2 separate regions of the Homo sapiens genome follow, and region 1 is linked to region 2. Evidence: chromatin contacts called from ENCODE Hi-C or POLR2A ChIA-PET data. All regions are on one chromosome and are shown on one strand. The core of a region is the stretch at or near the end of the contact, and the rest is flanking DNA. Distances in the headings are between cores, read along the strand shown.

What was found. A loop is a pair of places that touch in the nucleus more often than their neighbours do. ChIA-PET counts read pairs that join two places held with the same protein, here RNA polymerase II (POLR2A). Pooled maps may share reads with other maps.
Region 1: a map of CD8-positive, alpha-beta T cell shows a loop between it and region 2 (31-fold over the local background). The contact joins the promoter of CHCHD5 here to the promoter of TMEM87B in region 2. A Hi-C loop is called at or near these places in 23 of 168 maps with a recorded cell type or tissue (A673, B cell, CD14-positive monocyte and 17 more), 25 of 37 single-sample maps with no recorded cell type and 34 of 50 pooled maps. POLR2A ChIA-PET finds 5 or more read pairs at or near these places in 8 of 52 experiments (B cell, CD4-positive, alpha-beta T cell, CD4-positive, alpha-beta memory T cell and 5 more).

What each region holds. Positions count from the first base shown.
Region 1 is chr2:112,583,118-112,586,867 of GRCh38, forward strand. It overlaps CHCHD5 (coiled-coil-helix-coiled-coil-helix domain containing 5), which reads left to right and starts at 1,492. Exons shown (of 4, transcript NM_032309.4): 1 at 1,492-1,532; 2 at 2,857-2,997; 3 at 3,083-3,248. The coding sequence starts at 1,531. It overlaps LOC101927330 (a long non-coding RNA gene), which reads right to left and starts at 2,155. Exons shown (of 2, transcript XR_923204.3): 1 at 2,020-2,155; 2 at 1-1,396. RefSeq lists enhancers at 701-1,900, 1,167-1,918, 1,216-1,385.
Region 2 is chr2:112,053,738-112,057,415 of GRCh38, forward strand. It overlaps TMEM87B (transmembrane protein 87B), which reads left to right and starts at 1,532. Exons shown (of 19, transcript NM_032824.3): 1 at 1,532-2,019. The coding sequence starts at 1,855. RefSeq lists silencers at 524-573, 774-1,503 and enhancers at 2,234-2,303, 2,334-2,673.

The DNA of each region.
Region 1 (3,750 bases), core at 242-2,741, 530 kb after region 2:
GCACCTGTGGGCATTCCCACTTCCACACACCAACAAGACAAGGTTAGACAGATCTTCTAAGGCAGCTTCTAAGGCCTTTCAGCATGTCAAAATGCATCTTTGGGGTATCCGTTTCTGAGTACCAACAAGGGAACGGAATGGGTTAAGATTTCATTCTCTCAGTAGAGGAAAATCTAGGGATTCATTCTACATTTGAAGCCAAAAACAGTTATCTGACTCCTTCCAGAGCCTTTAAATGTTGATCCCTTCCCCTCTTCTCCCATCAAACATACACTTGGAAGTTTAAGAAGAATGGAGGGATCTCAAGGTGTAAAGTTTTCTTTCTGTGCGATGACCAGTGCTGGTCCTCGGATGTCAACTGCCAACCAGGGTAGCTCATGGTTACAACCTCCCGTACAGCTCTCACTTATCCAGAACTACTGAGGCTCCAAGCTCAGTATCAAACTGTTCACTTGCACTATGTCCTCTATGATGTCACTGTCATCATCATTTTACAGACACACTGCGACTCCAAGTGGTCGTTACTAGTTCACAATCAAGTAGCTCTCGTTCATCTTCTCGTTCATCTTCAACTCTATGATTAACTGCAAAATGTTCTGCTCATTTTGACTAGAGTCTTGAAAGATCTGCAAACGAAACGGCAGGACTGATGCTCAGTTCTCTGACCAGGGGATATCCAGTCTCTTATGTGGGGAAACTCACGCCCAGGTCTAACCTCACACTTTTAAGACAGATGAGAAGGAAGGGGGAAATGTTGCTACATTAGGAGGAATTAATTACAAAGAGAGGAAGTAACTAGCTTGATAGTCTCATGGAGTCAGGATTAAACGCCATGTCTGTCCTGGCGTACGCTAAGGGATGGGGAAACGTCTGGGTCCCAGGCTGGGTAAATGGCAGGCCCAAGCCGAATTAGTTCGGCTCTTGGTTTGACTCCCTCTTCCCTCCTGTTCCAAGCGCTCGCATGAACCTGGGTGCCAGGGGGATTATCAGCGTCTGCGCAAGGCCGATGGTGGCAGCGCGGCGTTAGGAATCAGGCCCCCTATCCCTGAGCCCAACAGCCTACCGCTACAGCACCCAACGAAAATGGGAACAACATGTTGAGACGCTGCAGCAACAGCAGGCGCTTCCCACCAGCTACAGTCGGAGATTTGGAGCGCTTGTGTCTGAGGCTCAATCCCGTCAGGTGCCGCGCAACTCAGCGGCGCATTCTCTTTGGACCCGAGGCACCACCATACTTTCCATTGCTTACTTCCGTTAAACCCCGAGCGCTGCCATGGCAAGCCGGAAATAGGGATGAAGCAATTTAGCCAGAAGAGGGCGGAAGTGGCTACTCAGGGCGCCGCCATGACGAGCCGGGCCGGAAGAAGAGGTAGGGCGCCGCCGTGACAGATTAGTCCTAAAGGGAACGGGGTTGTTAGTTCAATTGGCTACCGGAAAAAACCAGGCTGGGCTGGGCGCCGCCATGACAACCGATACCGGAAAAGGCGGGTCGTTCCCCCCGGACAGCCCTACGCCGGCAAAGGTCTCGAGATGTGAGTAGTGAGAGCGCCTACCCCATACGTGCTGCCGCTCCCCTTCTTTTACCCAGTGATCTAGACCTAGTCTAGGACCTCGGGAACTAGGACCAGCCTCCCTCCTTCTTGGAGATCTGACCCTCAGGATTCAGCGCCTTCGCTCACGAGCTCCAACCCTCCGCATGCCCAAGCCCCGCCCTCTAAGCGTTTAGGCCTCGCCCCCTCTCGCGCTGCTTAGGACTTCGGTCCAGTCACTCTTCACCCAATCTCTGCCCCCAGTACCCCAGGTCCGGCCTTCACACTGAAATCCTAAGACTACAGACTTATTTAGGGACCTCTATGACTCCTACACCCATCCTCAGAGCTCCAGGTTCCTCCCCCTTGATCACCAAACTTTACCTTTTGAACCTTCCAGATCTGCCTGGGACCCCAGTCCTCACCTATAGGGTCCACAGACTTGTTCCTAGACCACTCTGACCTTGCCCAGGATTCCCAGAGCACCAACCTCATCCAGGGCTTCCAGACTTCACGCCCCTGGGACCTTGAGTCCCGCACCAGGGCCTTAGGTTTCATCTTGAAGACTCTTTGGCTAAGACACTCTTCCCCAGGACCTGAGACCCCACCTCTTGGAGCTCTAAACCTCACTTTTAGAACCCCCAAACCCATTAAGGGCTCTCAAGCTCTCCCTGGAATTCTAGATCTTTCTTCTAAGGCCCCAAGTCTTCTGTGCATGATCCCCAGGCCTACTGGGGGATGCCTGGATTTCAAGGCCTGTCTTCTAGGACCCTGAAGGCCTACCTTACATTAATCAGACTTTGTTTTAGAACCTCCACTCTCTCCCCAGAAGCTCCCCTCCTGCTTTACAAGCCCCAGGGCTGGGCCTCACCTCTCCACTTCTTTGGCACCATCTCAGGATCCTTCAGATTCCCACATCTGCCCTGAACTCCTAGTCCTACTTCAGACCCAGACCAGAACTCCCTTTCTTTGCGGAGCACCATAGCTTATGCCTGTAATCCTAGCACTTTGGGAGGTCTAAGCAGGGGGATCGCTTGAGCCCAGGGGTTCAATACCAGCCTCGGCAACATAGCAAGACCCTGTCTCTACAAAACATAAAAAATTAGCTGGGCATGGTGGCTCATGCCTGTGGTCCCAGCTACTTAGGAGGTTGGGGCAGGAAGATCACTTGAATCCAGGAGTTGGTGGCTACAGTGAGCTATGATCGTGCCACTGCACTCCAGCCTGGGCCACAGTGAGACCCTGTCTCTAAAAAATAAAAAAAAAAAAAAGAATTCCCTTGCTTGCCTACTGCCTGGAATGATCCTCAGCCCATCCTGTCCCACAGGCAGGCGGCCCTAGAGGTCACCGCTCGCTACTGTGGCCGGGAGCTGGAGCAGTATGGCCAGTGTGTGGCGGCCAAGCCGGAATCCTGGCAGCGGGACTGTCACTACCTTAAGATGAGCATTGCCCAGTGCACATCCTCCCAGTGAGTGCGGGCAAGTATGAGACAGTGTGGGGGGTGGGCAGTGGGGTGGGAATCTCCCAGGGGCTGAACTGCCCTACCCCCACAGCCCAATCATCCGCCAGATCCGCCAGGCCTGTGCTCAGCCTTTTGAGGCCTTCGAGGAGTGTCTTCGACAGAACGAGGCAGCTGTGGGCAACTGTGCAGAGCATATGCGCCGCTTCCTGCAGTGCGCTGAGCAGGTGCAGCCGCCACGCTCACCTGCAACTGTGGAGGTAAGAGGGGCTCACCTCAGTTCATCTCTTTTCTCCATAACATCCCCTTCATCCTTCTGGTTGTTCAGGGTAAAGACTTTGGAGTCATCCTCAGCCCCACCCCATCACCACACAGGCCTTTGCCATGCATCCAGAATCCAGAACATCATCACTTCTTGCCCCATATAGCCCCTGCTTTAATCCACCACCACCCTCACCCTCCACCTCCAGGATACCTGCCCCAGCCTTCTCCCTGGTCTCCCTTCCTCCCTCTTTTCTTGCCTCCATAAAGCGGCCTGGGTGAGCATGTAAGGACTGAAATCTGGTCTCATCACACCTATGCTTAAAGCTCTCCAGTGGCTTTGTGTCACATTGAGAACAAAAGTCCAGGTCCTTGCTGGGTTCTCTGTGTTCTTCCCTAGGCTGACTTCATCTGCCTCCTGCCTCACCCTCTCTCTTCTTTCTCACTACTCCTCATCTGCAACTGCAGAGGGGCTGGGCTGGGGTGGCCAAAAAAAGGTCA
Region 2 (3,678 bases), core at 282-2,781:
TGACTGGTAAAGCAGCCAAGGCCTTTGGACTATAAATCGATCTTATTCTACGTTAATAACAATATTAGCACAGGATTCTATTCCCTTGCTGGATATTATTTACATTTGATAATGAATGAACTAATTCTCTTTGACAGCAAAACATGTATTCAGCTTACAGCCGAAAATGCAAGGGAAGGTACACAATAAGACGGATCCAAGCCCTGACCCCTCTGAGCTTTAAGCCAGTCAAGTAACTACTTGTTCTGAAAAGTATTAACTGTCCTATTAACGTTAACCTTCACAACACAATGCCTTGTGTTCAACTGGCCTTGGCCTCAAAGCACTTTCCTGGCACATTCCCTGAATTTAAAGAACGGTTTCCATACAGCTGAGAGGGTCGAGGCAGGGGTAAGTGTAGAAGACGCAAGAAATGGAGACACCCTGGGAACAGAACTCTAGACTGCACTCCAACCGTAGCACTTACTAGGCATTCGACTCCAGGACCTTGACACTCGCGCTCGCTGGCGGCGAGCCCCGCCTCCCCACTGCGCCTCATCTCCCAGACAGGCCCCGCCTCCCCACTCAGGCCCCGCCTCCCCACTCAGGCCCGTCTCCTCACTCAGGCCACGCCTCCCCGCCCAGTCCCGTCTCCGTACTAGGGCTTGCTCCAAGCCCTGCTTCCTCGCCCAACCTGGCCTCCCCACTACGGCCTAACCCCAAGCCCTTCTCGTCCAGCCCCGTCTCCACACTACTGCCTGGTCCTCAACTCCGCCTCCCCACTCCGACCCCATCTCCCTGACCAGCCCCGCCTTTACGCTCAGGCTCCGCCTCCCCGCCGGGTCTTGCCTCCAAATCCCGGCCCCGCCTCCACGCGGCCCCGCCTCCACGCGGCCCCGCCTCCACGCTCGGCCTGGCCCCAAGCTCTTCCTTCCTGGGGCACTCTGTCTCCGCACTCCGGCCTGGTCCCGAGCCCCGCCCCGCCTCCACACGGCCCCGCCACCACACGGCCCCGCCTCCACGCGGCCCCGCCTCCACGCTCGGCCTGGCCCCAAGCTCTTCCTTCCTGGGGCACTCTGTCTCCGCACTCCGGCCTGGTCCCGAGCCCCGCCCCGCCTCCACACGGCCCCGCCTCCACACGGCCCCGCCTCCACACGGCCCCGCCTCCACACGGCCCCGCCTCCACACGGCCCCGCCTCCACACGGCCCCGCCTCCACACGGCCCCGCCTCCACACGGCCCCGCCTCCACACGGCCCCGCCTCCACACGGCCCCGCCTCCACGCTCGGCCTGGCCCCAAGCTCTTCCTTCCTGGGGCACCCTGCCTCCGCACTCCGCCCTGGTCCCGAGCCCCGCCCCGCCTCCACAGTCCCGAGCCCGCCTCCAACCCTGCCCTGTCCCCACACCCAGCTTGGCCCCGAGCCACGCCTCCCACCCCGCCCCCACACTCCCGAGCCCCGCCTCGTCTCCACACTCCGGCGGCGCCTCCCTACCCGGCCCCGCCTCCGCGCTCGGGCTGCCAGCCCTCCCTTGCACGTTCCGGCTCCTCTTCTATCTTCACGCCCACGCTAGGCCCTGAGCCCAGCCTCCACGTCTCGCCGCCAACTCCACATCCTGGCTCCTATCTCTGCCTTCCAGGCATCTCCCAGCTGCACGCTCGGGCCCGGCTCAGAGCCCTAAGCCCTGCCTCCCGGTCCTGGCCGGGTTTCCCAGAACTGCACGGCGCCTCTCCGCCCAGGCCCAAGCGCGAGCCCCTCCTCCACACCCGAGTCCGAGCCCCGCGTCCCGGATTCGGACCCGCCTGCCTGGGGCGGTGCTGCACCAGGTGCGGGTGTGGCAGGCGTCTCGGAGCGCCAGGTGCAGCTTCCTGGTCAAGATGGTCGCCGCCTGCCGCTCGGTAGCCGGGCTCCTGCCACGCCGCCGCCGCTGCTTTCCCGCCCGGGCCCCGCTGCTGCGCGTCGCCCTCTGCCTCCTGTGCTGGACCCCGGCGGCTGTGCGCGCGGTCCCTGAGCTCGGGCTCTGGTTAGAGACAGTCAACGACGTAAGTGGAGTGTCGGGACCCAGGCGTGGCACGTCTCGGGCCGTCAGGGCCGTCGTGCGGCTTCGCTTGACCCCGGGCTTGTTCACCCTGCCTCTGCCGGGTCAGCACCGGGTCCCCTGATACCCTCCCTGAGCCTTTTGTCTGTTACAGCCGGGGAGCGGGGAGCGGCCCCTCCTCCGGCCCGACCTGGGCTGCAGGCAAGAGCCGTCAGGATTGCGCATGGGACGGCCCTCGGGTCCGAGCGCTCGGACTGTTACTGAGGGTCACCATGCCCGACGCCGTGGCCCTCATTCTGCTCTGACATGTTTTGGCTGGATCAGGAATCTCTCGGCACATCTAGCAGCATCTTTGGGATTCGACTCTTCCTGTCCGGATGCAGCCACAGTGGGCCACACCCCTGAGGCCGCAGGGAGGACTTGCCAGCGCTTCAGTTTCTGCATAAACTTAGAAAGCGGGTCTGCCGCTTCCTTAAAAAAAAAAAAGAAAGAAAAAATTTAAATGAGGGGGAAACGTGCAGTAGTCACCCTACCTCTATTTCTCTCTTCTTGAGTTCCTGAATTTCTCTACAGTTCCTGTCACAGTTCCGGGAGAGAGAGTGTGTGTGTAGGTGGGGCGGGACTTGTGATTAGGGAGTGCTTGAAAGGCGAATCTGGAGGCATGAGTGGGTGGAAACTCTTCTTTCCAAGGCAGGCTATTAGAAAACTTGGCGTCTGGTAATTAGAGGAGATGATGTGGGAGAGATGCAGGGGCAGAATTATGGAAAGTCTTGCAAAAGAGAGACAGGAAGTCTGGAAGAGGCATTATCTCCGGCTTCTCTGGGGTCAGATGACTCATCCAGCACTGTTTGGGATGGGTATTTTCCACATGCATGAAATAATGTCCAGGTTCTAAAGATGAGACTTATATTTTGATTTCCTTAACCAGAAAAAGAAAGTAGTTCCAAAGACTACAAATACTTCCCACAACACAAAAGCTACTCAGAGGAACACGCTGGGTATCTTTCTGGATCTTTTAAGACCTAGTGCAGCCATTTCCTCCAGGATTGGATTCTTCTGGGTTGGTGACCTAATTTGTGTGCCAGTTATAGTCTGCACATCTCCATTATTTAATTTCCTGAACGGGAAAAAGTAGAACTCAGTGAACTACTCTCATGGCTTCCTGCTGCTACGATAGTGAATAGTCAATATAACTATATTGGAAGTGAATCAGTTGCATGCATATTGTTGGATTACTTGAACATATCTGTATAGATCTTTGCTAAGTGTACTGTGAACATACCTGCAAAGATCTTTGCCAAGTGTACTTCTTCCTGCATGAGGAAGAGAAGTTTGCTCCTTGAGTGCTGCATGACCTTTAGGCTAATTTTACTCCTGTGTGACCCTGGGCCGCCAGAAGTCTAAAAGCCCTTCTCTCCCAAGAGTGGACTTATATTTTCCACATTTCAGGTTGTCAGAAACAGGAAAGGAGAGTGGGGCTTTCTTTCATTTGTACTGCAAATCTATCAGGAAATTTTGTTTCTTTGTTTTTGTTTGTTTGAGACAGAGTCTTGTTCTGTTACCTAGGCTGGAGTGCAGTGGCACAGTCATATGGCTCACTGCAGCCTCAAACTCCTGGGCTCAAGCAATCCTCTAGTCTCAGTCTCCTGCGTAGCGAAGACTA